Regions from separate parts of the Homo sapiens genome. Here region 2 is linked to region 1. Evidence: read pairs that join two places in POLR2A ChIA-PET (ENCODE). Cell type or tissue: OCI-LY7. All regions are shown on one strand. Links, peaks and the distances in the headings refer to the core of each region. The heading gives the core; the rest is flanking DNA. Region 1 overlaps CD3D (CD3 delta subunit of T-cell receptor complex). Region 2 has its middle 9.1 kb from the start of MPZL2.

What was found. Peaks named below come from ENCODE experiments on the same cell type or tissue, not always from the same donor. Only the 100,000 strongest peaks of a DNase experiment are listed, where the experiment ranks them.
Region 2: POLR2A ChIA-PET joins it to region 1 with 7 read pairs; 7 of 35 experiments call an interaction of 5 or more read pairs at or near these places.

What each region holds. Positions count from the first base shown.
Region 1 is chr11:118,325,138-118,341,177 of GRCh38, forward strand. CD3D (CD3 delta subunit of T-cell receptor complex) reads right to left here. Exons shown (of 5, transcript NM_000732.6): 2 at 15,238-15,456; 3 at 14,638-14,769; 4 at 14,314-14,357; 5 at 13,938-14,090. The coding sequence ends at 14,025. Among named protein-coding and RNA genes, the nearest start is that of CD3D, 9.5 kb to the right of the region's middle. RefSeq lists an enhancer at 13,483-13,632. In OCI-LY7, for the core only: no CTCF peak of the experiment used is centred there; a DNase peak (open chromatin) is centred at 13,614.
Region 2 is chr11:118,265,406-118,281,445 of GRCh38, forward strand. No RefSeq gene overlaps it. Among named protein-coding and RNA genes, the nearest start is that of MPZL2, 9.1 kb to the left of the region's middle. RefSeq lists an enhancer at 12,029-12,323. In OCI-LY7, for the core only: no CTCF peak of the experiment used is centred there; no DNase peak of the experiment used is centred there.

The sequences.
Region 1 (16,040 bases), core at 11,041-16,040:
AAATGGTGAAACACCGTCTCTACTAAAAATACAAAAAATTAGCCAGGTGCGGTGGCAGGCGCCTATAATCCCAGCTACTCAGGAGGCTGAGGCAGGAGAATCGCTTGAATTTGGAGGGCGGAGGTTGCAGTGAGCTGAAATCGCGCCACTGCACTCCAGCCTGGGTGACAGAGTGAGAATCTGTCTCAAAAAAAAAAAAAAAGAACTTACTCATGTAACCAAACACCACCTGTTCCCCAATAACCTATGGAAATTAAAAAATTTTAAATAAAGAATTTCTAGCCCTGAACATTGGTTTTATTTGTGAAGTCTGATCCCACAGGTACCTGTTGCTTACTGACATCATGGGCAGAAATATCCTAGCAAATGTCCTTGGAATGACAGGTGGAAGAGTTGGAAGTGGAGTTGAAATCTTGAGTAGGTTTCCTACCTGGACAGAAGCAGAGTAGTGCAAGATAAATGTAGATGCTGAGGTGAGAAAAATAAGCAGGATGAGGAGGCTGTAGATTACATATGGGATGCAGAGGATAGGAGGGATACACATTATAGAAGGAACACCACGTTGCATTTGAATGCAGTGTATAGGTGGGAAACAGTGGAAAGGAGGAATACAGAATAAAGGAAAGATTAAGAGTGTAGAAGGCCCAAGTCAAACTTGTAGAGATGAAAACTATGATATCTGAGAGGGAAAAAAATGAATTGGCCATATCTGGCCAGGCACGGTGGCTCATGCCTGTAATCCCAGCACTTTGGGAGGCCAAGGCAGGCAGATCACCTGAGGTCAGGAGTTCAAGACCAGCCTGGCCAACATGGCGAAACCCTGTCTCTACTAAAAAATATAAAAACTAGCCGGGCGTGATGGTGGGCGCCTGTAATCCCAGCTACTCTGCAGGCTGAGGCAGGAGAATTGCTTGAACCTGGGAGGCGGATGTTGCAGTGAGCCAAGATTGCTCCACTGCACTCTAGCTTGGGCCAGAGAGGGAGACTCCATCTCAAAAAAAAAAAAAGAAAAGAAAAAAAATGCATTGCCCATATCTAACCAGCAGATTTGATATTACAGAAGAAAAGATTAGATTAGTGGGCTTGAAGACATAACAATAAAAACACAAAGAGAAAATGAAACGCAAAGAAAAAAATTAAAGAATAGAAAAGAATATATCATGCTAACACTAATGAAAAGAAAACCGTATATTAACATCAGCCAAAGACATACTTCAAAGACCAAAGAATGTTACCTGGAATACAGAGAGATATCACGTCATGTCACAATGACAAAGGAGTCAAGAGAATATAGCAATCCTAAATGTTTATGCACCTAGTAACAGGGATGCAAAATTGGCAGGCATGGTGGCTCACACCTGTAATCCCAACACTTTGGGAGGCCAAGGTAGGCAGATCACTTGAGGCCAGGAGTTCAAGACCAGCCTGACCAACATGGTGAAACCCTGTCTCTATAAAAAATACAAAAATTAGCCAGATGGAGTGGTGGACATCTGTAATCCCAGCTACTCAGGAGTCTGAGGCAGGAGAATCACTTGAGCCCAGGAGGTGGAGACTGCAGTAAGCCGAGATCACGCTACTGTACTCCAGCCTGAGCGATAGAGCGAGATTCTGTCTCCAAAAAAAAAAAAAATTGAAGCAACTCACCACAAATCAATGATAAGCATTTGAGGTAATGCATATATTAATTAGCTTGATCTAGCCACTCCACAAGATATACATATTTCAAAACATCATACTGCACACCATAAATGTATACAATTTATATTAGCTTATTAAAAGTAAATAAATAATAAATTTTTAAAATAAAAAAACCCCAATTACACAATTTAAAAATTGAAGCAATCCCAGCATTTTGGGAGGCTGAGGTGGGCAGATCACCTGAGGTCAGGAGTTTGAGACTAGCCTGGCCAACATGGTGAAACCCCATCCCTACTAAAAATACAAAAATTAGCAGAGCATGATGGCAGGTGCCTGTAATCCCAGCTACTCTGGAGGCTGAGGCAGGAGAATCGCTTCAACCCTAGAATCAGAGGTTGCAATGAGCTGAGATAACGCCATTGCACTCCAGTCTGGGCAACAAGAGCGAGACTCCCTCTCAAAAAAAAAAAAAAAAAATTGAAGCAAAAACTAATGAAACTTCAAGGAATAATATACAAATTCACAACTGTAGTTAGAGATTTCAACATCCCTTTTTCAAAAGGTAGTAAAACAAGTACAATCAGCCCTCCCTATCTGAGGGTTTCACATCCACGGATTTAATCAACCATCAATCAAAAATACTTAGAACAAAAGTGGATGGTTGCATCTGCACTGAATGTGTATGGACTTTTTTATCATTTTTTCCTAAACAATACAGTATAATAATTATTTACATGGCATTTACATTGTATTAGGTGTTATAAATAATGTAGAGACGATTTAAAGTATATTAGACAATGTGCATAGATTATATGCAAATACTATGGCATTTTGTATAAGAGACCTGAGCATCCATGGATTTTGGTATCTGAGGATTCTAGAACCAATCTCCTGTGAATACCAAGGTACCACCATAGACCAAAAATCAGTAAGATACGTAAACCAAATTCACTTGATTAACATTTATAAAACCCCACACCCACCACCAACAGAATACACAGCCTTTTGAAGTGCACACAGAACATTTATCAAAATTGACCATATTTGGGGTCATAAAACAAATCTCAATATATTTTAAAAGATTAGTCACATAATGGAATTAAATAAGAAATAAATAACAGAAAGATAAACTAGGGATGTTAGCCAGAATAATGCTTCCTTCAAGTATGTCCACATCCTAATTCCTAGACCTAACAAGAGGTCACCTCACATGACTGAAGGGACTTTACAGATGTAACTAAAGTTAGAGACTCCGTGATGGGAAGATTACCCTGGATTATCTGGGTGTGCCCAATCTAATCATATGAGTCTTTAAAAAGGAAGAGGAAGGCACAAGCATGAGTTGCAGAGAAGAAACAAAAGGAGAAAAAGAAAAGATACAAAGTGTAAGAGGGCGTCAACTCACCATTTCTGGCTTTGTAGATGGAGGAAGGAGGTCATGAGGCCAACGAATGTGGGTGACCTCTAGAAACTAAAAATGGCTCTCATTTTACAGCCATTGAGAAAACAGGGACTTCAGCCATACAACCACGATGAACAGAATTCTGCCAACAACTCAACTCGGCAGGAAACGGAGTCTCCCCTAAAGCCTCCAAAAAGGAATGCAAGCTGCTGACACCTGAGTTTTAGCTCAGTGAGATCCATACTCTACTTCTGACCTATAGAACGATAAGATAATAAATTTGTGTAGTTTTCAGCCACTAAACCTACGGTAATTCGTTACAGCAGTAATAGAAAACAAATACACTGGGAACTCTTGAAATATTTGGAAAGCAAATAACACACTTCTAAGTAGCCTATGAACAAAAAACAAATCAATGGAAAAATTAGAAAGTATTTAAACTGAATGATAATGAGAACAAAACATCAAAATCTTGGGGTTCCTGCTAAAGCAGTATTTAGAAGGAAACGTATAGACAGAATTAAATGTAGATTAGAAAAGAATAAAGGTCTTAAACAATGAGCACAGCTTCCACCTTGAGAAACTAGAAAAAGAAGAGCAAATTAACTCAAAGTAGACCCCAAAAAAAGAAAGAAAGAAAGAAATAGTGAAGATTACTATTCACAATAGCAAAGATGTGAAATCAACCTAAATGGCCATCAACAGTAGACTGGATAAAGAAAATGAGGTACATACACACCAGGGAATACCATGCAGCCATAAAAAAGAATGAGATCATGTACTTTGCAACAATATGGATGGAACTGGAGGCCATCATCCTTAGCAAACTAATAAAGAAAACCAAATACTTCATGTTCTCACTTATAAGTGGGAGCTAAATAATGAGAACACATGGACAGAAAGAGGGAAACAATAGGGGCCTACTTCAGGGTGGAGGGTGGGAGGAGGGAGAGGTTCAGAAAAAAAACTATTGGATACTATGCTTAGTACCTGGGTGATGAAATAATCTGTACACCAAATCCCCATGTCACAAGTTTACCTATATAACAAACCTGGACATGATCCCCTGAACCTAAAATAAAAGTTAAAATATTTTTTTAAATAAAACTAAACCACATATAAATGAAAAATAATTTAAACAATTATAAACAAAGTTTAAACAAAAATAAACAATATGAGAATAACCATGAAAAATAAAATAAAGATCAGAGCTGACATCAATAAAATAGGAAACAGAAAAACAACAGAAAAAGCAATGAAACATTTCAGAAATAAATAATCTGTAAGTAAAAACAAAAATCAATGTGACCAAACAATGGTCCAGAGACCAATAAAACTGATAAATTTCTAGCCAGATTGATCAGGAAAAAAATAGAGAAGATATAAATTATCAATATTAGGAATGAGAAATAACATCACAGGTCCTACAGGTATTAAAAGAATAAGAAGTCAGGCACTGTGGCTCACGCCTGTAATCCCAGCACTTTAGGAGGCTGAGGCAGGCAGATCTCCTGAGGTCAGGAGTTTGAGACCAGCCTGGCCAACAAGGCAAAACCCCATCTACTAAAATACAAAAATTAGCCCTACCTGGTGGCTCATGCCTGTGATCCCAGCTACTGAGGAGGCTGAGGCAGGGGAATAACTTGAACCCGGGAGGCGGAGGTTGCGGTGAGCTAAGATCACGCCATTGCACTCCAGCCCAGGCAACATAGTGAGACTCAGTCTCAAAAAAAAAAAAACAATAAGAAAGGAATGTTATTGTCTTAGTCCATTCACCTTGCTATAACAAAAATACAGAATGGGTGGCTTGAACAACATTTATTTCTCAGTTCTGGAGGCTGGGAAATCCAAGATTTCCCAGATTTAGTATCTGGTAAAGACCCACTTCCTGGTTCATATCTTCTTACCATATCCTCACATGGTAGAAGGGGCAAGGGGGCTCTCTGGGTCCTCTTTTGTGAGGGCACTAATGCCATTCATGAGGGCTCCACCCTCATGACCTAATCACCTCCCAAAGCCTCCACCTTCTTTTTTTTTTTTTTTTCAGTTTTTTTGTTTGTTTGTTTGTTTTATTTTTTATTTTTTTATTTTATTTATTTATTTATTTTTTTAATTTATTTTTTTATTGATAATTCTTGGGTGTTTCTCACAGAGGGGGATTTGGCAGGGTCATGGGACAATAGTGGAGGGAAGGTCAGCAGATAAACAAGTGAACAAAGGTCTCTGGTTTTCCTAGGCAGAGGACCCTGCGGCCTTCCGCAGTGTTTGTGTCCCTGATTACTTGAGATTAGGGATTGGTGATGACTCTTAACGAGCATGCTGCCTTCAAGCATCTGTTTAACAAAGCACATCTTGCACCGCCCTTAATCCATTTAACCCTGAGTGGACACAGCACATGTTTCAGAGAGCACAGGGTTGGGGGTAAGGTCACAGATCAACAGGATCCCAAGGCAGAAGAATTTTTCTTAGTGCAGAACAAAATGAAAAGTCTCCCATGTCTACTTCTTTCTACACAGACACGGCAACCATCCGATTTCTCAATCTTTTCCCCACCTTTCCCGCCCTTCTATTCCACAAAGCCGCCATTGTCATCCTGGCCCGTTCTCAATGAGCTGTTGGGTACACCTCCCAGACGGGGTGGTGGCCGGGCAGAGGGGCTCCTCACTTCCCAGTAGGGGCGGCCGGGCAGAGGCGCCCCTCACCTCCCGGACGGGGCGGCTGGCCGGGCGGGGGGCTGACCCCCCACCTCCCTCCCCGACGGGGCGGCTGGCCGGGTGGGGGGCTGACCCCCCCACCTCCCTCCCGGACAGGGCGGCTGGCCGGGCGGGGGGCTGACCCCCCCACCTCCCTCCCGGACGGGGCGGCTGGCCGGGCAGAGGGGCTCCTCACTTCCCAGTAGGGGCGGCCGGGCAGAGGCGCCCCTCACCTCCCGGACGGGGCGGCTGGCCGGGCGGAGGGCTGACCCCCCCACCTCCCTCCCGGACGGGGCGGCTGGCCGGGCGGGGGGCTGACCCCCCCACCTCCCTCCCGGACAGGGCGGCTGGCCGGGCAGAGGGGCTCCTCACTTCCCAGTAGGGGCGGCCGGGCAGAGGCTTCCCTCACCTCCCAGACGGGGCGGCTGGCCAGGAGGGGGGCTGACCCCCCCACCTCCCTCCCAGATGGGGCGGCTGGCCGGGCGGGGGGCTGACCCCCCCACCTCCCTCCCGGATGGGGCAGCTGGCCAGGCGGGGGGCTGACCCCCCCACCTCCCTCCCGGACAGGGCGGCTGGCCGGGCAGAGGGGCTCCTCACTTCCCAGTAAGGGCGGCCGGGCAGAGGCGCCCCTCACCTCCCGGACGGGGCGGCTGGCCGGGCGGAGGGCTGACCCCCCCACCTCCCTCCCGGACGGGGCGGCTGGCCGGGCGGGGGCTGACCCCCCCACCTCCCTCCCGGACAGGGCGGCTGGCCGGGCAGAGGGGCTCCTCACTTCCCAGTAGGGGCGGCCGGGCAGAGGCGCCCCTCACCTCCCGGACGGGGCGGCTGGCCGGGCGGGGGCTGACCCCCCCACCTCCCTCCCGGACGGCGCGGCTGGCCGGGCGGGGGGCTGACCCTCCCACCTCCCTCCCGGACGGGGCGGCTGGCCGGGCGGGGGGCTGACCCCCCACCTCCCTCCCGGATGGGGCGGCTGGCCGGGTGGGGGGCTGACCCCCCCCACCTCCCTCCCGGACGGGGTGGCTGCTGGGCGGAGACGCTCCTCACTTCCCAGCTGGGGTGGCTGCCGGGCGGAGAGGCTCCTCACTTCTCAGACGGGGCAGCTGCCAGGCGGAGGGGCTCCTCACTTCTCAGACGGGGTGGTTGCCAGGCAGAGGGTCTCCTCACTTCTCAGATGGGGCGGCCGGGCAGAGACGCTCCTCACCTCCCAGACGGGGTCGTGGCCGGGCAGAGGTGCTCCCCACATCTCAGACGATGGGCGGCCGGGCAGAGACGCTCCTCACTTCCTAGATGTGATGGCGGCTGGGAAGAGGCGCTCCTCACTTCCTAGATGGGATGGCGGCCGGGCAGAGATGCTCCTCACTTTCCAGACTGGGCAGCCAGGCAGAGGGGCTCCTCACATCCCAGACGATGGGCGGCCAGGCAGAGACACTCCTCACTTCCCAGACGGGGTGGCGGCCGGGCAGAGGCTGCAATCTCGGCACTTTGGGAGGCCAAGGCAGACGGCTGGGAGGTGGAGGTTGTAGCGAGCCGAGATCACGCCACTGCACTCCAGCCTGGGCACCATTGAGCACTGAGTGAACGAGACTCCGTCTGCAATCCCGGCACCTCAGGAGGCCGAGGCTGGCGGATCACTTGTGGTTAGGGGCTGGAGACTGGCCTGGCCAACACAGCGAAACCCCGTCTCCACCAAAAAAATACGAAAACCAGTCAGGCGTGGCGGCGCACGCCTGCAATTGCAGGCACTCCGCAGGCTGAGGCAGGAGAATCAGGCAGGGAGGTTGCAGTGAGCCGAGATGGCAGCAGTACAGTCCAGCTTCGGCTCCGCATGAGAGGGAGACCGTGGAAAGAGAGGGAGACCGTGGGGAGAGGGAGAGGGAGAGGGAGAGGGGGAGGGGTGTTTGTTTGTTTTTAAGACAAGGTCTTGCTCTGTTGCCTGTGTTGAAGTGCAGTGACTTGATCATAGCTCACTGCAGCTTCTAACTCCTGGGCGCAAGTCTTTTTTTTTTTTTTTTTTTGAGACTCTCTCTGTCACCCAGGCTGGAGTGCAGTGGTACGATCTCGGCTCACTACAATCCCTGCCTCCTGAGTTCAAGAGATTCTCCTGTCTCAGCATCCTGAATAGCTGGGATTACAAGTGCACACCACCACACTCAGCTAATTTTTGTATTTTTAGTAGAGATGGGGTTTCACCCTGTTGCCCAGGATAGTCTCAAATTCCTGACCTCAAGTGATCTGCCCACCTCGGCCTCCCAAAGTGCTGGGGTTACAGGCGTGAGCCACCACACCCCACCTTCTCCCAAAGTCCCCACCTTCTAATACCATCACATTCAAGGTTAGGAATTCAACACAGGAATTTCGGGGGAACACAAACATTCAGCCCATAACAGTTATGAACAATCGTGCCAATAAATTTCACAACTCGGGTAAAATGGACACAGTCCTTGAAAAAGCCCACTGATGATGAAATAGATAGCCCAAATAGCCCTTTATCTATTAAATAAATTGAATTTGTAGTTTAAAAAAAAATTCAGACCTAGGTAGCATCACTGGTGAAATCTACCAGACATTTAAAGAAGAAATAATACCAATTCTACACAAACACTTCAAGAAAATTGAAGAAGGAATTCTTCCAACTTGTTCTGTGGAGACCAGATTTACCCTGTGTTGATTACCCTGGTTAATTTTATGTGCCAACTTAGCTAGGCCCAGATATTTGGCCTAATACATCAGTATGTTGTTGTGAAAGTATTTTTATAGATGAGATTAACATTTAAATTAGTAGACTTTAAGTAAGGTAGATTATTCTCCATAACGTGAGTGGACCTCATCCAATCACTTGAAAGCTTTAAGAGAAAACAGACTGAGGTCCTGTGAGGAAGAGGAAAATCTGTCTCTAGATTGTCTATGGACAGTTGCAACAGCAACTCCCTTGGTCTCCAACCTGCCAAAATACCCTGCAGATTTTAGACATGTCAGCTACATGAGCCAACTTCTCTAGAGAAACAGAACCAATAGGGTACATACACAGTTGTCCCATCCCTCGGTGGGGGATTAGTTCCAAGACCTCCCCATGGCTACCAAAAGCCATGGATGCTCAAGTCCCTTATATAAAATGATGTAATATTTGCATGTAACCTGCACACATCCTCCTATATACTTTAAACCATCTCTAGATTACTTGTAATACCTAATACAACATAAATGCCATATAAATAGTTATTGTACTATATTGTTTAGGGGATAATGACAAGAAAAATTCTGTATCTGTTCAGTACAAGTGCAGTCATCCTTTTTTTTTTCCAAATATTTTTGATCTTCAGTTGGTTAAATCCACAAATGCAGAACCCATGGATTCAGAGAAACAGACAAACTGAACCAATGGGAGATATATATATATATATATGTGTGTGTGTGTGTGTATATATATATATATATATATAAAATTAAAGTAGACAAAGAAATAATAAAGATTACTATTCACAATAGCAAAGTGGGATACACGCACACAAACACACACACACACATACACACACACACACACACACACACACACACACATATATATATCACATTGGTTCTCTCTCTCTGGAGAACCCTAATATACTGATACCAAAAACAAAGACATTACAAGAAAAGAAAACTATAGACAAATCCTCTCATGACTTAGAGGCAAAAATTCTTAACAAAATTTTAATAAATTTAATCTAATAACATATCAAAAGAATAATACCAAATGACTAGAGTTTTTTTCAGGAATGAAAGGTTGGTTTAACATATCGTGCCATCAATGTAATGTACCATATTAACAGACTAAAAAAGTAAAACCATATTATCATCTCAATGGATGCAGGGTAAGCACTTGACGAGACCCAACATCTATTTTTGATAAAAATTCTCAGCAAACTAGAAAGAAAAGAACTAGCTCAATCTGTTAAAGGACATCTAAGAAAAACCCACAGCTAATGTACTTAAAGATGAAAGACAATGCTTTCCTCCTAAGATCATGAACAAGACAAGGATGTCCTCTCTCCACTTCTATTCAACATTGTACTGGAGGTTCTAGCCAGTGCAATAAGCCAAGAAACAGAAACAAAAAGCACCCAGATAGGAAAGAAAACAAACTGTTTTTGTTCACAGACAACATGATTGTCTATGTAGAATACTCAACGGTCTTACAAAAAGTTACTAGAATTAATAAGTGAGTGTAGCAGTTTTGCTTTTTGTTTTGATTAATATTCAAAAATTAATTGTATTTTTATATACTAGTAATAAACAATTGGAAATTTAAAAAATTTTAATACCATATATAGCCTGGTACAGTGGCTCACACCTATAGTCCCAGCACTTTGGGAGGTCAAGGTGGGAGGATCGCTTCAGTACAGGAGTCCAAGACCAGCCTAGGCAACATAGTGAGATCCCGTGTCTACACAAAAATAAAAATATTCAGGCATAGTGGCACATGTCTGTAGTGCCAGAGCTACTTGAGAAGCTGAGGTGGGAGGATCACTTAAGCCCAGAAGTTCGAGGCTGCAGTGAGCTATAATCATGCCACTGTACTTCAGCCTGAGTGACACAGCAAGACCTTGCCTCTAAAAAACCAAAAAAAAAAAACAAAGCACATACAATAGCATCAAAAATATAAAATATTTCGGAATAAATCTGGTAAAATATATGTTCATGTATGAAAAGACTCAATAGTGTTAAGATGTTAATTCTCCCCAAATTGATCTATAAATGCAATACAATCTTGATCAAAATCCCAGCAGGCATTTTTGTAGTAACTGAGGAGCCAATTCAAATGGAAGTGCAAAGGACTTAGAGTAGCTAAAACAACTTCCTTTAAAAGTTTTGGGCCAGGCATGGTGGCTCACGCCTGTAATCCCAGCAGTTTGGGAGGCCAAGGCTGGCAGATCACCTGAAGTCAGGGGTTTAAGACCAGCATGGCCAATGTGGTGGAACCCTGTCTCTACTAAAAATACAAAAATTAGCCAGGTATGGTGGTGGGCACCTGTAATCCCAGCTACTCAGGATGCTGAGGCAGGAGAATCACTTGAACCTGGGAGGCAGAGTTTGCAGTGATCCCAGATCAGGCCACTGCACTTCAGCCTGGGCAACAGAGTGAGACTCCATCAAAAAAAAAAAAAGTTTCACCTGGCCAGGGGTGATGGTTCATGACTGTAATCCCAGCATTTTAGGAGGCTGAGGAGGAAGGATCACTTCAGACTTAGGTAGCAACACTGGTGAAATCTATCAAACCCAGGAACTCAAGACCAGTCTGGGTAACAAAGCAAGACTCTGTTTCTACCAAAAAATTTTTAAAAATTTGCCAGGTGTGGAGATCACTACTCCATCCTTGAACTCCTGGGCTCAAACAATCCTCTGGCCTCAGCCTCCCGAGTAGCTAGGACTACAGGTGCACACCAGCACACCTAGCTAGCATGAGTGTTTTTTGTTTTTGTTTTGTTTTGTTGTTTTTTTGTTTGTTTTTTTATCATGTGACATAAGATTTATTGACTTCATATCAGCATTTAAGTATTGTTAACTTTTTTTTAATTTTATTATTATTATACTTTAAGTTTTAGGGTACATGTTTGTTTTGTTTTTTGAGACAGGGTCTCACTCTGTCGCCCAGGCTGGAGTGCAGTGGTGAAATCATGGCCCACTGTAGCCTTGACCTCCCCAGGCTCAGGTGATCCTCCCACCTCAAACTCCCAAGTATCTGGGACTACAGGTGCGCATCACCACACCAGCTAATTTTTTTGTGTATTTTTGTAAAGATGGAGTTTCTCCAATATTGCCCAGGCTGGTCTCGAACTCCTGAGCTCAAGTGATCCACCCACCTCAGCCTCCTAAAGTACTGGGATTACAGGCATAAGCCACTGCACCTGGCCAGGCACCAGTGTTTTTAAAGGTCCCAGAAGATTCCAATGTGCAGCCAATGTTGAGAACTGGGGAATGAGGGATGTAAATGAATCCGAGGAATACAAGGTATTATGAATGTGTGGAACGCGAGAAGGATCCAAAGTTTTGGTTAGATACAAGCCATGGAAGGGATGCCCAAGGTAGAGAATCCAGTGGGAAAGCAGGATCTTGGGTTAGGACGACTGCAGGAGTAGGGATAAAAAGGATAGGGATAACTCAGAACTATGAATGAAACATGTGAATTAGACATTTGTTCTGTCTCTCATGAAATTAGGGTCTGAATGTATCTTGAGAAGATGGTGGGCAGAATCATCCAATTTTCTGGCTATGTGGTTACTAATTCTTTTCTCCTTTGGGAACCCAGGTCTATGAAATTCTCAGTCATTAAACTTTCCAGAGGCTCTTTAAATTATTTGTGTAATCAGAGAACAAAAGAAGGAATCCCCTGCTCTGGGATCCAGGAACAGGCATAAAAGACATAAGAGAGAAAGTGGCCTCTATTCTCCCTCTAAACAAGAGACTCTGAATTTGGGCTGTTTCAGAATCAACTGGAAACACCCTGCCTAGAGTGCGTCTCTAGCACTTTTATTTTATTTTATTTTATTTTATTTTATTTTATTTTGAGACCAAGTCTCGCTCTGTCACCAGGCTGGAGTGCGGTGGCGCAATCTTGACTCACTGCAACCTCCGCCTCCCGGGTTCAAGCAATTCTCCTGCCTCAGCCTCCCGAGTAGCTGGGATTACAGGCGTGCACCACCATGCCCAGCTAATTTTTGTATTTTTAGTAGAAACGGGGTTTCACCATGTTGGCCAGGATGATCTCAATCTCCTGATCTTGTGATCTGCCCGCCTAAACCTCCCAAAGTGCTGGGATTACAGGTGTGAGCCACCATGCCTGGCTGCATTTATATTTTTAATAAATCCCTCAGGCCTCCAAAGTTTCAGAACCATAGCTATTTTTTTTTTAAGATAGGGTCTCACTCTGTAGCCCAGGCTGGAGTGCAGTGGCACAATCATAACTCACTGCAGCCTCCAATTCCCAGCCTCATGCAATCCTCCCACCTCAGCCTCCCAAATAGCTAGGACTACAGGTGCCCACCACTGCACTGAGCTGATTTTGTTTTTTTTTTTGGTCGAGACGGGATGTTGCTATGTTGCCCAGGCTGGTTTTGAACTCCTAGGCTCAAGTGATCCTCTTGCCTCTGCCTCCTAAAGTGCTGGGATTACATGCATGAGCCATTGTGCCCAGCCTAGAACCACTACCATTAGAAGTAATAGAAGATGACATCTATTGAAAATATCCCTGTCTCAGCCAGGTGCAGTGGCTCATGCCTCTAATCCCAGCACTTTTGGAGGCTGAGTGAGTGGATCATTTGAGGTCAAGAGTTCGAGACCAGCCTGGCCAACATGATGAAACCCTGTCTCTACTAAAAATACAAAAATTAGCTGAACTTGGTGACACATGCTTGCAATCCCAGCTACTCAGGAGGCTGAGGCAGGAGAATCACTTGACTCCAGGAGACAGAGGTTGCAGTAAGCCAAGATCATGCCACAGCACTCCAGCCTGAGCAACAGAGCAAGACTCCATCTCAAAAAAAAAAAAAATCCCTGTCTCAAACTCCTGCTTTCCAGGTAGATGGAGCGGGATAATGTGCTTTAATTGGTGAAGGGTTTCTGATCCCCATTTATCATGCAGAAGGCAGGAGCAAGCCAGAGACAGGTCCTGGCGAAAGGAAGCTAAAATGGTGCCTTTGATACAGGGGAAAGGGATACGAAAGGGGCTTAGGTGAGACCTCCTTACAGCTAGTGGCACCTGGTCAGCAGGGCCGTAGAGTTGAGGCCATCCCCTTAGCAGCAGTGGGACTTTGTTACACACACCCTCTGAGTCTTGGTGAGAAACTAGTCCCAGGGCCCCTTGTTGTCTCTGCCACTCCCATTCATGACATCATGGAAACTTCTGTGCGGCTGGGCTCCTGAACACAGCAGCCTGCCCTCGGCTGGATGAGGCAGCCAAAACCCTAAAAGGGTTGTGATAGGGACTGGAGTCAACAAGTAGCTGTGGGAACGTGGTGGCGCAGACCCTTCACCCAGGGAGCCCTGTGGGCTAGAAACACCAGACAGCCAGGATGTGGCGAGAGACTGCCCAACACACTGTCTGTGTGAGGCAGAGGAAGGAAGGAGATGAAGGAAGAAACAGGTAGGTAGGAGGGCGAGATCCCAAGCAAGTCAGGACAACTCCCACGCCTTGCCCAGGAGCCTTAAGAAGCCCAGGCACCTGCTGAGTGAAAGAGGATATATTTATTGGCTGAGCAAGAAGGGAAGGTACAGTTGGTAATGGCTGCTTCTAGAAGCCACCAGTCTCAGGTTCACTTGTTCCGAGCCCAGTTTCCTCCAAGGTGGCTGTACTGAGCATCATCTCGATCTCGGAGGGGCTAAGAGAGGAGAAGAGAAAACGGTCAGGAGGCAGGGTTAGAACTCTTCAAGGAAGGGCCCCAGCAGGCCCTGACGATGAGAGCTCCTGCCTGACCTCTCCAGTCACACCCAGCAATGAACTCCCCAGTAGGACCCTTCCCACGTGCAAACAGCATTCAGTGTGAGCCTCTCTATCCCCACTTACCCTCCCTTCATTCCTGCCTCCTTCCCCTCAACGCTCACCTGATAGACCTGGTCATTCCTCAACAGAGCTTGTGTGTCGGCAGCTAGAAGAACCAGAGAGAGACATCAATGGCCTAGCAGATGGGACTGTGAGATCCACCCTCCCACACCCTCAGAAGTCTGCATGAGTGATATGAACACACAAGTTCTTTCAACAGTCAAAGTTCTAGGAGTCTTTAGGAGATTGCAAGAGTAACTCCCAGCTGAGACTAAACCTACCACCAGCCCCATTCCTTAGCTGGTGCATAAGCTCACTGGTACACACACACACACACACACACACACACACACAAACACACTCTCATGCTCTGCTCTTCCACTAACCCCCAGACAGCCTTCCAGTCTCATGTCCAGCAAAGCAGAAGACTCCCAAAGCAAGGAGCAGAGTGGCAATGACATCAGTGACAATGATGCCAGCCACGGTGGCTGGATCCAGCTCCACACAGCTCTGGCACACTGTGGGGGAAGGGAGGAGAGAGGAGAGGTTGAGAGCCTTTAAGATCAGGGAACCATCCTCTGCCTCCTAGGGCAACCCTTAGATCTCTTATGCCAAAACCCAAACTTCAATAAGACCCTGGGAGAAAGGCCTGGTGATGGGCTTGCCACACCTTCCTCCACCCTGCATCCTAAGGAATCCCTGGGAAGAGCCAAGAAGTAATCTCAGCTTTTGGGACCTTGAACAAGGTGGTGGGCCAAACCTCTCACCCAACCAAGGCTGCAGTAACATGACCCCTACTGCTCTGTCTTGCTGAGTTAAGCTCTCTCTTCCACTTTGAAGGTCCCCAAATCTGGCTTGTACCATTACAATAGTGACCTCACTTTGTTTAGAGAACAGATGGGTTCACCATATCCCTCTCTAGCCAGAAAGTTCTCACATCCAGAAGCCCTATCCATTCCAACCCAAAGGGTTCAGGAAGCACGTACTTCGATAATGAACTTGCACGGTAGATTCTTTGTCCTTGTATATATCTGTCCCATTACACCTATATATTCCTCGTGGGTCCAGGATGCGTTTTCCCAGGTCCAGTCTTGTAATGTCTGAGAGCAGTGTTCCCACCGTTCCCTCTACCCATGTGATGCTGGTATTGCAATTCACAAACACTCTGTCCTCAAGTTCCTCTATAGGTATCTTGAAGGGGCTCACTAAAGGGGAAAAAATATCACAGTTGGAGACAGCTCTTTGATCTGCACCAAGCCCTTTGTTCTGCGGAAGCTCATACTTAACAGAGACCATTTTCCTGGTCCAGGACAGTTTATGGCTTCCATCAAGAGAGACAGAAGTCACAAGAAAAAGCCTTCAGAAAGTTCCCCACCAACTGCAGGGGTCAAGGGGGACATGAGGATGCCATTCAAGCAGAGGACAGGTCTTGGGGCCTTGGTGCAAAAGAGGACCCCTCAGAGCAGGATTGACCCAAGCACCTTCCTGGAAATGAATCCAGACCACTGATGAGGAGTAGGGGGAGCACGGACCACTGAAGCACCTGGAAGATGTGGAAAGACAGAAGAACATTCCTCGATTGGAAATGTCTGCATTTTTTCTTCAAGGAAACATCTAATTCCACTTCCCAGCCATCTACAACACTCCCACTTCAGCTTCTTATCCTCATCCTTCCTCATTGCCCCTGCTCCATTGACAACCAAGAAAGCGGGGCTCTCAACACTGAAGCCTTTCCCAGGGCCAGGGATGGCTGTGGGTGGAGACCAGCTGGTTTACCAGCCCCTGAATT
Region 2 (16,040 bases), core at 1,318-6,317, 69 kb before region 1:
GTCACTCATAAAATCTTCTAGCTGAATCCAGAGCAGAAAGGGTGGCAGGAACAAGAGAAGGCGGCAGGCTGAGTAGAAAAAAATAAAACATCATAAAGAGGGAAGAAAAGAGAAAATTCTACCAAAAGAGAGGAGAATGCAGAAGTGCAGAAAACAGAAAGCAACAGGAGAAAGATGACATGGGCATGGAGCAAAAACAGGTAGACAACCACAAAAATCCATTGTGTTGGAACTCAGAAAGCAGAGGTGGCCCCAAATGCAGACCAGCTGTGTGCTAGTGAAAATCTGTTGCATGGTGAGAGTTTCTGAAAACTGTGTGGCGTCTTTGTCAGATTCTAGTTCAGAAAGGGACCTAAAATCAGTCTGCTGGGGGAACCTTTCAGATGTTGGTGAGGAAGGATAAGATACAGCCTTTCTGGTATGTAGGTCAGAAGAGTTCAGCTCCAGGACCCTGAAAGAAAAAGAGTTAAGGAAACTTGATCTTGGTTGGCTTCCAACTTTGCAGGGAAATACAGCTACAGAGGAAGGAGAGGTAGAGCCAGGATTTTGAAGTCTACAGCAAATTGCAAAAACTGGTGAGAGGTAGAGTTACCAAAGAGCTCAGGGATGCAGTGAAAAGCAACAGGAGAAGAATCAGGGCAGGAAGAACTGAACAAACTGCCTGTTGTCAGGAGCAGAAATCCCTCCCCCAGGTAGCCAAACACCCATGAGCTGGTTGCCAGCCTTGCTCTGAGGGGCAGGAGTTATCCAGATCCCACTTCTCAGCTGAGTTCAAGTTCCTGGCTTAGTGCCTGGCAACGCCCAGTTCCTTCCAGTTAGCAGGAGTGGCTCCACAGTCAACCACTTCACCTCACTGGGCAAGGAAGAGGCCAAGGGTAGAAGGTTAAGAAGAGAAAATGCTAAATAAAAAGGATGTTTGCCCCTCACAGTTTTCTGGACACCAGTCAGCAGGACTTAGACCAAAACTGCAGGCATCTACATAAGGCCTAAGTTATGTTTGTGCCCAGGCAAATGGAAGGAAAGGAAGAGGAGTTCTGGAAATTGAAAAGAAGAAAAGTAAAGTTTTCAGAGACACCATTTTCTTTCTAAACTTTTCCAGAGAAAGATCCTGATTGTCATTTAAAATTGTGACATACCAATAGTTTTTGAAAGAATCTCATCTGTCCCATCCATCTACACATTTCCCAAAAAATGATTTCTAGTGAGTATCTAGACCTTAGCCAGCAGGAGACTCACTGGGGGCTCAGGAGACAGAAGGGACAGTGGGCCTGTATCAATATTTGTAAAAGTTGTCTTTCTCAACCTCCTAGGCAAAAATCTTTTTTTCACCTAAGGTGAAATTAGCATTCTGTGAAGCAAGGAAAACAAATAATTTAGCTCTTAGGGTCATCAAATAAAGCATTCGTTTACTCAAAAGTGTCTGTTCATATGTTTTTACTAGAAAAAATTCAGACATACATAGAATATTTCTACCTGGGAGGAAATAATATAAGATAGGAAGGTGAAGTAAACAAATAATTATCACTTTCTTGATTTTTAAATTCAATCCTTAAAGGATGAATAGGAATTCTGGAAAGAGGATAAACAAAGTCCTTCCCATTGGAACAAATGGGTGGGAATGTGGTACCCACAGGGACTAGCATGCAATTCCTCAAACCTGGAGCACAGGGAGGAGTGGCAGGCCAGGTGAGAGGCTAGGTCCACCTGGGCAGTGCCCTCATCCACCATCCTAAGGAGTGTGGACTTGATCCTAACAAATATACCCATTGGGGATGGCTAATATGTGACCCAAGAAGAGCATCCCTAGAAGTAGAATTACTTTGGTATTTCCCAGAACCATTAAAAACAAGAAGGAAAGTCTTGGGACACCAACGACCACTTACTCTCCTGGCTTTCGTTTGGGCTCCTGGCTTATGAGCCAGAATGAAAGTGTAGACCTAACATCTGTTTTCCAAAGACTCAGGGACTCCCAGCCTTCCCCAACCAACAACTCCAATCTCTAGCATCCTTTGTCAAAACTTCCCCGGGTTAAGGGAGCTTTTCAAAGATGAGAGAGGGAGGCTAGGCTGTCAAGAGTCCTAGATGAGAGGTGGGCTCTTAGCCCAAAGGAATAGTTGTGTTCCCTGTGGCCCTCCTTCTTGCCTGAAGTTTCCTAGAGATATTCCAAAACAGGTCTGGGCCTGAAACTGAGCCTCTATGAGTTTAGAAAAATCGTGGGAGGGAACGCTTTCCTGCCCCACCTCATTACAGCTGATATGCACCTCTCCAATAAGCCTCAGGCTCCTCTGGTAATTATAGAGGACAGGCACCATGCCCTTATTAACCAGCCCAAAGAAGAGACTCTGAAGTGGTTTAACGCTTCACTTATTCTCAAGGGAAGCTACATAGATTGTGCAGGGCTAGAGAGATGGGGCATTTTTGAAGATAACTTTAAGGAACCTCTCGGGAGGATAAAGGGATCTTGATAAATGAATTTATCTACCTCCCTGTTAACCATACACACCACATTTAAATGGTGGTAAGAATTTACATTATACTGTGTTTATTGATGAACACTGCATCTTTTATTATTGTTCCAGTTATCTCTTGTTAAAATTGGTTACCATGACCAATTTTTTATTCTTAGGGAGTTAATTAATTTCCTGAGAAAAGAAATAGCCACTTTTTTTTTTTTTTTTTTTTTTTTTGCTACTATATTCTAGGAGGCATGAGGTATAGGAGCTAGAGTTCAACCTGCCTAGATCCAGATCCAAGCTCAGCTGCTTACTAGCTATGTGACCTTGGGCAGTTATTTAACTCTCCGTGCTTCAGTTATCTCACATGTAAAATGGGAACAGTAACATTTACCCCATAGTCTGGATGTAAGAATCAAGTGACGTACATTAACTAAAGCTCTATGCTCAGCACCCACACAAAACATTCAGTAAATTTTAGTTGTTTGTGGCTATACTTAGTTAAGATGTTTGGGAAAAGGGCTGGCAGTTTCTTATGAAGCTAAACACTCAGCCACCCTGGCAATTCCACTCCAAGATGAATGAAATTATATATACAGAAAGATATTTGTAGGAGAATAATCATGGAAGCTTTATTCATAATAGCCCAAAACTGGAACAGCCCAGGGATCCATCAACAGAAAAATGGATCCTCTGTAGAATATTCATATCGTGAATCCTACTCAGCAATTAAAAGGAACAAATCACTGATACATATCACCACGATGAACCTCAAAAGTAAGTTGAACAAATTAGCCAGACACAAACAGTATAAACTCTTTGATTCCATTTATATGAAGTTCTAGAACAGGCAAAACTACCTTGTCATGAAAAAAGTATAAAAGTAGTGTTTGCCCCTGGGGGAATGGGGGCAGGGATTGACTGGAGGGGCATGAGAGAACTTTCTAGAGTGATATTAATGTTCTTCATCTTGACAAGGGTTTGAGTTACCGCTTGCCAAAACCCTTTGAATGGTGTACTTTTAAGACTTGTACATTTAATTGAATGTAAGTTTTACTTCAGTAATTTTTTTAAAAGAATTGTAAACAAATTCTAAACTCTCATTAATGCTGAAGTATTTACGGGGAAGCATCCTGATGTCTGCAATTTAATTTAAAAATGCATCAAAAATAAGATGCATTAATAAATGGATGGATGGAAGGAAGGAAGAATGGGTGGGTGGGTGGATGGATGGATGGATGGATGGATAGATATGTGATCAAGTATAGTAAAATGTCAATTGAAGAACCTAGGTGGGATACACAGGTATTTACTGTATAATTCTTTAAACTTTTCTACATGTTAGAAATTTTTCATAATGAAATGTTAAGGGGAAATTTGCTCCCACATTCACCAAGTTTCTTCAGCATTAAGTAAATGACAACACAAATTCAGTAATAAAGCGTTGGAGGTTCATTACATTATATCATTCTAATTTAGACATACCTTAGAATACTGGTAGATTTTAACAAATAAAAATTACCATTAATAATTTTAAATTACTATTTATCAAGTGCCTACCACGTACCCAGCACTGTGGTAGGCATATTACATATATTAGTTCTGATCTCCGTAACTGCAAGATGATACGTAGATATCTCCATTTTATAGATAAGGAATTGAGACTCAGAGAGATTGATTCATTCTAATACCTGTTGAGCCCTGTTGCTAGAAATTGTGCTAGATGCCAAACAAGACATTAGTGTGTGCCCTCAAGTTGCTAACTATATCTTAGGAAACACAGTCAAATAAGTAGACAATTACAATGCAATGTGACAAATGAGTTGTGATCAGAGAAACACGGAAGCCAGGGTCCTTCAGCCAGCCTTGGAGGCCTTGGGAAGGCTTCCCAAAACAGGAACCATCCAGTGTAGCTGGCTAGCAGCTACAGGCTCTAGGGTGAGAGAAACATGGGTGTGAATCAAAGGTCTACATCATTTATTCATTCATTCATTTAAGAAACACGTTTTGGGTACCTATGACATGCCAGGCATTTTCCTGGGCACACAAGGAATAAAGTAGTGAACAAAGGGACAAGGGGTGGTCAGGGAAGACCTCTCTGATAAGATGAAACTTAAGAAACATCTGAATGAAGTGAGGTAGTGAACCACGTGGATCAGGAGGAAGGACATTCCGGGCAGAGGAAACAGTACAGGGCCTGAGGCTCCCAGGAGAATGTGTGGAGTATTTGAAGAAAAACAAGGAGACCAGTGTGGCTGGAGCAGAGTGAAGGGGCAGTGGCGAGGGGCTAAGCATGGAGGGGTACAAGGCAGACCAGACCACCAGGGGTACAGGGCAGCATTAAAGGGTTATGAAAGACAATCTCTGGAAAGGGAGAAAATATTTCATATTTGCAAATCACATTTCTGCTAAAGGATTAATATTCAGAATACATAAAGAATTCCTGCAACTCAATAACAACAACAGCAACCAAACAACCCCATTAAAAAATGGGCAAAGGACTGGAATAGACATTTCTTCAAAAAGATATAAAATGGCCAGTAGGCACAGGAGAAAATACTGAACATCACTAGACATTAGGAAAATATAAATCAAAACCTCAATCCATTAGGATGCTATTATCACATCCACTAGGATAACTATTACCAAAAAAAAGAGAAAGAAAATAAGTGTTGGCAAGAATGTGGAGAAATTGGAATCTTTGTGTGTTGCTGGTGGGAATATAAAAGAGTGCAGTCACTGTGAAAAATAGTATTACAGTTCCTAAAAAATTAAACATAGAATTACCATATGACCCAGAATTCCACTTCTGGCATGTACCCAAAAGAATTAAAAGTAAGTACTCAAACAGATAGTTGGACACCGACGTTCAAAGCAGCATTAATCACAATAGCCAAAAGATGAAAATAACTCAAATGTCCATCAAAGTAAGAATGGATAGGCAAAATGTGACATATACATACAATGCAATATTTTCAGCCTTACAAAGAATAAAATTTTGACACATATTTCAACATGGATGAATTCTGAAGGCATTATGCTAAGTGAAATAAGCCAGTCACAAAAGGACAGATACTGAATGATTCTACTTATATGGGAGCATCAAGAATAGTCAAACCCATAGAGACAGAAAGTAGAATGGTGGTCGCCAGGGGCTGGGGGAAGAGGGGAATGGGGAGTTATTGTTTGATGGGTACAGAGTTTCCATTTGGGGAGATGTAAAAGCTCTGGAGATAGACGGTAATAATGGTTGCACAAGAATGTGAACGGACTTAATGCCACTGAACTGTACACTTAAAAGTAGTTAAAATGGTAAATTTTTTGTTATGTATTTTTGCTACAACACAAAAGAAAAAGAAAGGTTATGAAATGAAAAGTAAAATTATCTGACTCACGTTTAAAATGATCACTCTGACTGCTGTGTGGGTATCTGGATTTCAGTCTCTTCAACCATTCAATGAGGATAATGAGGCCTTCCTCATGGGGCGGTTGTGAGGATTGAATAAGATAGTGCAAATAAATCACTTAGCACATAATGGCACTCAATTAACATTATCTATTATTGCAATTACTATTATAATTCTTCAATTCTGAAGATACATACAAGGTGGGCAATGGGAGGTGGCATTTGAGAGGTGAGCCCAGGTAGGGGCAAAAGTAGGTACAAAGCCCAAGAAAGAAGAGAAAACATGGCCTTTTTGGCAATTAAAAAACTTGAGTGTGAGTGGAGAGAAAAGGGCAAAAAGAAAAGTGAATGACCCTCAGAGATGAGGCTGAAAATCTAATCAGGGGCCAGACCCAAGAGGCCCTTGATAAGAGTTAAGGAGTTAGGGCTTTATCCTGAGGGCAATGAGGAAACACTGAAACTGTTTAAGCAGTAAGTGATTTGATCAGATTTGGGAATTTGACAGATCGCTCAGTTACAGTATGGAGAAAGGCACTGGAGAGGAATAAGGCCAAGCAAGAGGCTTCCAGGAACCCAGGCAAGAGATTATTTGACCTGAGCTGAAATGGTGGCAGAGGGAATTGAGAGAAGTTAAGAGTTCGAGAGCTATCAAGGAGATGGAAAGGAAGGGGATTGGTACATGATTAGAAGTGGACAGAAGGGATATTAAGTATTGGAGGATAATTCTCAAATTTCGAACCTAGGTAACTGGGTGGAAGGTGACTGCCTTTCTCTCAAACAGAGAAGATGAAGACTTGCTGCATTTGATATTTCTATGGGACAGCCAAGCAGAGAGTTTAGTACAGCACTATTAAATAAAGTTTATGGGAGCCCATTGTTTTGGACTAGCCTCCTGCAGTAGGTCCCAGCAGACCAGACCAAACCAGAATAGAGCCACTCATGCTAGGTGACATGTTATCAGACTGAACTCTGAAATGGGCCAGTTTAAAGCAAACGAACAGAAGAGTCACAGTAACCAATCAAAAGAGGCCAGTGTACCTGAACTGGTATGGTAAGGAAGTCCCCTGGTTTTTTGTTTTGTTTTGTTTCGTTTTTTGGTGTTTTTTGTGTGTGTTTGTTTGTTTTGTTTTTTGGTTTTTTGAGATGGAATCTCACTCTTGTTGCCCAGGTTGGAGTGCAATGGAATAATCTCGGCTCACCGCAACCTCCGCCTCCCGGGTTCAAGTGATTCTCCTGTCTCAGTCTCCCAAGTAGCTGGGATTGCAGGCATGCACCACCACGCCTGCCTAATTTTGTATTTTTCGTAGAGATGGGGTTTCTCCATGTTGGTCAGGTTGGTCTCGAACTCCTGACCTTAGGTGATCCACCCGCCTCGGCCTCCCAAAGTGCTGGGATTACAGGCATGAGCCACTGTGCCCAGCCTGTTTTTTGTTTTGTGTGTGTGTGTGTGTGTGTGTGTGTGTTCTTTTTGATGGAGTTTCACTCTTGTTGCCCAGGCTAGAATGCAGTGGTATGACCTCGGCTCACTGCAACCTCCACCTCCCGGGTTCAAGCGATTCTCCTGCCTCAGCCTCCTGAGCAGCTGGGATTACAGGCGTGTGCCACCGCACATGGCTAATTTGTATATTTTTAGTAGAGACGGGGTTTCACCATGTTCGCCAGGCTGGTCTCGAACTCCTAATGTCAGGTAATCCACCTGCCTTGGCCTCCCAAAGTGCTGGGATTACAGGCGTGAACCACCATACCCAGCCAGAAGTCCCCTCTATTTTAGCCCAAGAAGGAAGGTCACTTCCAAACCACCCATAGGCTGGGTGCAGTGGCTCATGCCTGTAATCCCAGCACTTTCGGAGGCTGAAGCAGGAGGATTGCTTGAGGCCAGGAATTCGAGGCTGCAATCAGCTATAATCATGCCACTGCACTCCAGTGTGGCCATCAGAGCAAGAACCTGTCTCAAAAGCAAGCAAAAAAACCGTTCGTCCACTTTTTGTTTCCTGTATCTGCTTTCTTCAGCCCCTTTCTACCTATAAAGCCAACCCCCTGTGCTCAGCTCATCAGAACACTCATTCTGTTTTATGGAATGAGGTGTTGCCCTCTTCTAGAATTGCAAATAAAAGCCAATTCAATATTTAAGCTAAATCTGTGGTAATTTTGTCTTTTGACAGTAGTACCCAACACAGATCTGAGCTCTACAGAGAGTTCTGGACTGGAGATGCCAGTCTGACGTCTTTCACCTTTCTAGAAGGTAACTGTGAGAGTGGGAATAGATGAGATGGTCCGAGACCACAGTAGAGTGGGAAAGGGCAGAATCTAGAGGTTGAACAATACCTAAGGGACAAGGGGAAGAGGAGATGTCTAAAGTCACTGAATAAGAGTGTCCAGACGAAAGGGAAAGAGGAGAATTACCAGGAGAGAGTGGTCATAGAAGCCAAGGGAGAGAGGTATTTAAATAATGAACGAATATTGGGACCAGACGCAGTGGCTACACTAGGAGTACAGGCATACGGCCGAGGTGGGCAGATCACAAGGTCAAGAGATCGAAACCATCCTGGCCAACCTGGTGCAACCCCGTCTCTACTAAAAATACAAAAATTAGCTGGATGTGGTGGCACACACCTCTAGTCCTAGCTACTCGGGAGGCTGAGACAGAAGAATTGCTTGAACCCGGGATGCGGAGGTTGCAGTGAGCCAAGATCGTACCACTGCACTCCAGCCTGGTGACAGAGCAAGACTCCATCTAAAAAAAAAAAAGAGCAAATACACAAAATATCAAATGCTGCTAAAGTCAAATAAAACAAGGACTGAAAATGTCTAGAAGATTCCCCAGTTGGTGATTTTGGTGGAAGCAGTTTCATCAGAAAAGTTATGAAGCAGAGCCCATTTTGCAGTAGATTGAGGAATCATGGTAGACTAGGATGTAGTTTACTCTTCAAAGGACAGAGCTTATAAAGAGGGCAGAGACAGAGGCAGCTGGAAAGAAATAGGAATAGAAAGAAGTTTTCAGATCTTGATTTATTTGTTGGTTTTAAGGGAAAGACTTTAGCATGTTAAAATGCTTTTAGGACTGAGGCCAAAGACAGGAGGAAGTGTACCTCTTGCATTGTTAAGAAGAGGTAAAGAATGTTCTGGCTGCTTAAATCAGCCCTGGCTCATACCTCTTATTCCACTGTAATGATTAACTGTACGCCTTTTACGCTGTGGTGTTACAGTTTGGAAGAAAATTTATATAGTCCATCTACATAAAGGGGAGCCCCCAGATGGGGCACAGGTACAGTTAACTTTGAAGGTAAAAGGGTTGGGACAGAAAGTTGAAGGAGTTTTTGATCTGGGCGTGTGTGTGTGTGTGTGTGTGTGTGTGTGTGTGTGTGTGTGATTTTATAGTTTTTTCTCCCCTGTAAGGGAGTTATCATCTAGTGGTCTCTACTTTCCTTGTGTAGTAGAGAAGGAAAGTCACTGTCCTAGAGTAGAGGAGATGGAGAGGCAGAAGTCTTGAAGACAGAGGTGACCCAACGGTTTTTTGACAGGAATAAGAGAGGAAATTGGCCTAAGGCTGAGACTTAAAGAGATCAAGTAGTATAACCAAGGTCACCAGGCTAGTGATATAGTCAGACTCACAACAAGACCTGCCTAACTCACAGGTCAACTCCAGAGACAACTTCAACTCCTCCTTCAACATCAGTCTCCCTTCCTCATTAGAATCTACCAAACACGTCAACAGTCAACTCTCAGTTGTATGTACCAACCACTCTTTGACCAGTAGTGCCTTCCTTCCCTCCCCAGAACTGCACCTCCACCATTCTGGAAGACTTTTGAAGCAAAAGCAAATGAAATAAACAGTAGGCATCCTTTTCTCAGCATCTCTCCTGAAAGAAAAAGTCGAAGGGAAAATACTTGGAATTTTTGCCTACAATGAGGTTAGGACTGTGCAAAATCTCATTTTGTTCCGTTTGCCTCCTATTACTTTAAAAAAATAGTTTTGAGCAACTACCAAGTGTCAGGCACCATCCTCAGGAATTCAAGGGTGAAAATGATAAGATCTTAGCCCTCAAGGAGCTCTCAGGTTAAAGAAAAAGAAAATTAGTCACAATACAGGGTGACGTCAATAATAAAGGAAATGCCAAGTTCAAATGATAGCACAGGAAGAACAAGCTCTGCCTGGAAGCATGAGGGAAGCTGTCTCTGAAAAGGCTAACCATACATGGCATCCTTTAGCCAAGACCCGATGACAAAAGAACAGGGGGGCTGGGTTAGGGTGAAATAGCATGGCTCACACAAGAGCTTCAAGTCAGAGGCCAGCTTGTGGGAATCGCAATAACTACCATTTGTTAAATAATTTTCTTTCTTTTTTTATTTTTGAGACAGAGTCTCACTCTGTCACCCAGGCTGGAGTGCAGTGGCTCGATCACAGCTCACCGCAGCCTCCACCTCCTGGGCTCAAGCGATCCTCCTGCCTCAGCAACCCAAGTAGCTGGGACCATAGGCACGTGCCACCACGTCCACACTTGGATTCTTTGTAGAAACGGGGTCTTGCTACGCTGCCTAGGCTAGTCTTGAACTCCTGGGCTCAAGCAATCCTCCCACCTTGGCCTCCCCCAGTGCTGGGATTACAGGCGCGAGCCACCGCACCCAGGCAATAATTTTCTTTTAATATCTTTACATCTCACAACAACCTTAGAAAGTACTTTATTAATCTCCTCATTTTGCAGATGAGGGAAATGACACTAGGACATTTAGTAACTTACCCAAGCTTACATAGCTGGGAAGTAGTACAACTGGGCTTTAATTCCAAACTCCATGATCCTTCCTCCACAAAACAAGCTTAAGACAGAAGAGGCAGAGCAGCAGGAAAGGAGCTGTCAAAGGTGAGAGTCTTTTGTCTCCAGTTTGGTCCAAGGGTTTTTCATTGAAGTCTGATGATGTCAGGGAAATTCTAAGAAGTGATGGGAATTTTAAATAAGTGTGAAAGAGAAAGGCAACAGAGATTTGTCAGTAATGCTAAAGAGGTTTTACCTTTTTCATTATCAATGGGTTTTGTACACATATAAGGATTTAAGCATAGGTATGCAAAAGTGGTTGCATGGAGCACTCACTGAATCAGAACAGGAAGAGGGGTAGAGGAAAATCTGAAGGTTAGGTGGATTCTCCACAAGAGGTACACTGTCCCAGGCAGAGTGGAAAAAGGCTCCACCTTTTCCAACACCATTAAACATTTTGATCCATCAATACCACTGAGACAGTGAGCTTACGTTTGAAAACAGACATAAGCTTTTTTGGAGGAAAGCTGATCTTGCAAGTAGCCTACTTGAATAACAGCAGTGGAAGCTTAGAAGCTCATGGCAAGAACTGACTTGTAATCCCCACCAGTAATTCTTGTTTTCCCTGGCCTCAGCCTCAGCAACTTTCTGTCCAGGGTCCTTGACTTACTGTAACTCCACCTCTTGTTCTTTGCTCTTTTCACAAGCCATCTCAGCCATCTCAGGGGAGAAAAGGGGGCAGCAGACACATTTTGTTTGAGATAATGTAAGCAGGGAGAAGTATAGAATCAATAACTCAAGCAATGGGAAGAGTTTGCCTGCTTAAAACTCAAAATTGCAAGAAGCCGTGGAGACCTATTACACTAACATCTAGATTGGCATCTGGACAGACACCACTCCTCAAGATATTAGTAGGTACTGAACAACAGAAAAGATTCTGTACACAAGGGAAAATGCTAGATTAAACTAATGAAAAGAATTTTGTTTTGGTTTGGTTTTAGCTACAGTACTCCTCAGGGCTTTCAATATGCTAACATGGGACCAGGTTTTTTATACCTTACCTAGTCATCTTTCCAGAACTTTCTGTTCACTGAAAAAAATTGGGACAATGCATCTCAAAGTGTGGCCTGCAGACTACCTGGAAACTGTCACTGGTCCTTAAGGAGATAAATACAAAACCTGAGAGTAAGTATTTAAAGTTATTACAAGTAATTTGACATTGCCTCAACATCCAAGGCTGTGATCAGAGGACTCACTGGACAGGTTATAGAACAGTGCAGGGGTTGCAAATTGTATGGCAGGAGGCATCATCATAGATCTGCCAAATGCTGAAAAGCAGCAAAGGTGCTGAGTTAGCTAAGGTATTTCAGCCTTTCTACCTTCCCCTCCATTTCCCATTGAGGCCTGAAGCTTCAAGAGAACAAGCAGGTTGGACTTGTCAGAGTTGAGAAGCCTTTCTGAGTAGAAAGGGCAGCCAGCTGCTTGTCCAGGCAAACAGGATGTGAGTCTTCTCAGGTGAGTCAGAGCTAAAGAGGAAAGCCTTTCCTGCCTAGCTCAGTGAGGGGGTCCACCCTTAGCTTTGGAAAGGGGAAAACTCAGGGAAAAGTCCCAGCAACATCGCTCTTTTCTTGCAGTTTGTTCCAATGTTATATGCTGTCTTGAGTGTCAATATCTGCTGAGCTACATTAGCAATAACCAAGAGGAAAAGAAGCTTTTAAAGCCAAAGAAAAATTGTCATTTAAAGTTGTCACCTTGGGGACAAGCTTTTATTCTAATGATGCTGACGTTATTCCAGATATTTCTAGAACATTTTTAGAATTGCCTTAGGAGTTTGAATCATAACATTTTTCGATTTAAAAAAAAAAAACCAGGGTCTCGCTCTGTTGCGCAGGCTGTAGTGCAGTGATGCAATCTCGGCTCACTGCAACCTCTGCCTCCTGGGCTCAAGCAATTCTCCCACCTCAGCCTCCCTAGTAGCTGGGACTACAGGCACGTGCCACCATGCCCGGCTAAGTTTGTATTTTATTTGTATTTTTAGTAGAGACAGGGTTTCACCATGTTGGCCAGGCTAGTCTCAAACTCTTGACCTCAAGTGATCCACTCACCACAGCCTCCCAAAGTGTTGGAATTACAGACATGAGCCACTGCATCCAGCCTTGAGATTTTTACTGATGGCAAATCCTCATGCTTTTGAGAATGGGCTTGATTTTTGGACACATTTAAAAGTCATGTAGATCAAATCCAAAGAAAGTAAGAAAGTGAATGACCAAACCAGGCACTGATTATAAAATCATAAGTATGATGACTTGTGAAATGCATAAATGGTCCCTGAGGATCCTTTAAAAGACAGGATTCTCTTTAAAAGCTCTTTAGGCCAGGATCGGTGGCTCATACCTGTAATCCCAGCACTTTGAGAGGCTGAGGTGGGCGGATCATTAGATCAAGAGATCGAGGCCATCCTGGCCAACATGGTGAAACCCCGTCTCTACTAAAAATACTAAAATTAGCTGGGCATGGTGGTGTGTGCCTGTAGTCCCAGCTACTCAGGAGGCTGAGACAGGAGAATTGCTTGAACCCAGGAGATGGAGGTTGCAGTGAGACGAGATCACGCCACTGCACTCCAGCCTGGGCAACAGAGCAAGACTCTGTCTCAAAAAAAAAAAAACCTCTTTAAAAACTGTTTTGTGCATAACTATAATAAAGGTATAATTTTCCATTTACTTTAAGGTCTCTTATCTTATTAAGCTGGATGTATACCTTAACTGGCTCTTCTTAATTCACAGATTAAGGCCTTTCATGATCTGCCTCTGTCAACTAACCAGCCCCTCTTTCCCCACTTTCCAGGCTCCTTAAGCCTTATTCATCACTATGCCAAACTAATCACATACTTGTTCTTACCTCCACATATATATTTGTGCATATGTTCTGTCTACTTTATCCAGCTGATCAACTCTTATTTGCCTTTCAAAATTAAGTTCACATTCCATGAAGCCTTCCCTGTCCCCTGGACCTGGAGTTAATAGTTCCCTTAGCACCTTGGGACACCTTTTTTATAGCCTTTGCTGCACTGTATGGTCATTACTTGTTTACACGTCTGCCTCTACTGTAGACTGAATCCCTCCAGGGCAGGGTTCATGTCTCTGTATCCCCAACACCTAACTGTTAGGCACATAGTAGATGCTCAATACGCATTTGCTGGATGAGTGAATGCATTCTTACTGAAGCATCTGTGTGCCCCACACCTCAGTGATGCTAAGCAGTATGGAGCTCCCACTGTTGGAACCTAAAGAAGTTTACTAAGGAAGTGAAGTGACAACCTAAAACTCAGTCCCAGCTTTAACTTGGCTTATCTTTGCATCTAAGTGAAGATCATCTCTAAGACTGGGATATCTACACTGAACAAGGGCTTCCCACCTTCCTCTGTTTTCAGCCTAGGTGCAACCATGAAAGGAAAGGAGCAAATGTAATCTGTATCATAATATATTCTATTTGAACATGATTAAATTAAAACTAATTGATAATGTCGATTAAATAATAAACACTAATTAAATACTAATTGTCAGAATGTGTCTCCTACTTTTATTCACTCTTTATAAGTTTTAATTACTAAGTTAATGATCAAGAATGGTACTATGTTGGGCTGAAACCTAGGATTTGGAATATACCCATTCATTCATCTACCAAATAATGTTTAAATTGAATTTAAAAACTAAGGCTGAATAATTATAGAGCACCTGTTATATGTCTAACACTGTGCTGAAAAAAAATATATGAAGATGCCATATTTAGCTTCATGGAATTCACAACCCAGATACTAGAACCTTCCATCTGCAAAGCTCTTTGCAAAGCATTTGAATACATTGTATCATTTAATTCTCACTATTCTATTCTACCCAATTTTCCTCATCTACTTTAGATAAGGAAAATGAGGATGACAGAGATGAAACAGTTTACCCAGTTACTCAGCTCACTCTGGCTAGAAAATAAATGGAAAAATTAGGGCTGAATCTGGGAGTTCTGTCTCTAAATCCAAAGCTTTTCTCATGGGCTCACACAAAGTCAATAATTTTTTTTTTTTTTTTTTTGCTTTTTACTATGGAACATTTCAAACATATACAAATGTAGATAAAATAATATAACAAACCCCATGTCCTATCACCCAGCCCTTATTATCAGCAACCCATGGTCATTTATGTCTTTATCTACCCACCCAATATTATTTTGAAGCAAATTGAAGATACCATATCATTTTGCCCATAAATATAACTTCTGTTAAAAGATAAACTTTGGCACACTTTAAAACTTTGAAGAGTTTATTTGAGCAAACAGCAATTCATTGATCAGGCTGCTCCAAACTGGAAATGGTTTGGGCTTCGAGGACGGAGCAAGAGGGGAAGGCTCTAATAGGGTAAATGCAGAAGCAGAGCAAAGAAATTATTTGATTGGTTAAACTTCCAGAATTTCCTTATTTAGACTATCCAATAGGAAGTTAAAGACAATATAACTAATGCCCAGATGGCCTTCTGTGATTGGCTAAGTTTCTTTTAAATTAACTGCTTACAGGAAATGAGACTGAGTTAGGTTTTAGCTTGCTTAGTAGGAACTTAGTTAGAGCCTCCTCAGTCTAATGCCCCCCCCATTTAATTATTTAAATACTTCAACACCATTATCATATTTTATTTTATATTTTTAGAGATGGAGTCTTGCTCTGTCACGCAGGCTGGAGTGCATGGCACAATCAATTATCTTGCCTCAGCCTCCCAAGTAGCTGGGACCACAGGAGTGCACCACCATCCCTGGCTAATTTTTTTTTTATCTTATAGTAGAAACAGTCTGTCTATGTTACCCAGGCTGGTCTTGAACTCTTGGCCTCAAGCAATCCTCCTGCCTCGCCCTTCCAAAGCGCTGGGATTACTGGCCTGAGCTACCATATCCAGTCTCCATTATCATATTCTAAGAGAATTAGCATTTCCTAAATGTCAAATAACCAGTGTTACAATTTCCAGTTATCTCATAAATGTTATAACATGTTTTTACAATTTGTTTATTTGAATGAAGGTCCAAATAAGGTCTAAAATTTGCAATTGGTCTTTATGTTTCCTAGATCTCTCTTAATCTATGGGTTCCTTATTATCTTTTATTATTATTCCTTATTATTTTTTGTTTCCTTGCAATTTACATTTAAAGAAATTGAGTCATTTGTCTCATGGTTTTCCACAGTATTTTTTTTTTTTTTTGCCTGCATCACGAAGGTGTTGTTTAATATGTTCCTCTGTATTTCCTATAGACTGGTATTGTATTTAAAGCAGTAGTTTTCCATTTTTAGTGAGCATCAGAATCACCTGAATGATTTGTCGCAACAGGTTGCTGGGCCCCACCCTCAGAGTTTCTGATTCTGGTCTGGGAAAGTCCCAAAAGTTTGCATTTCCA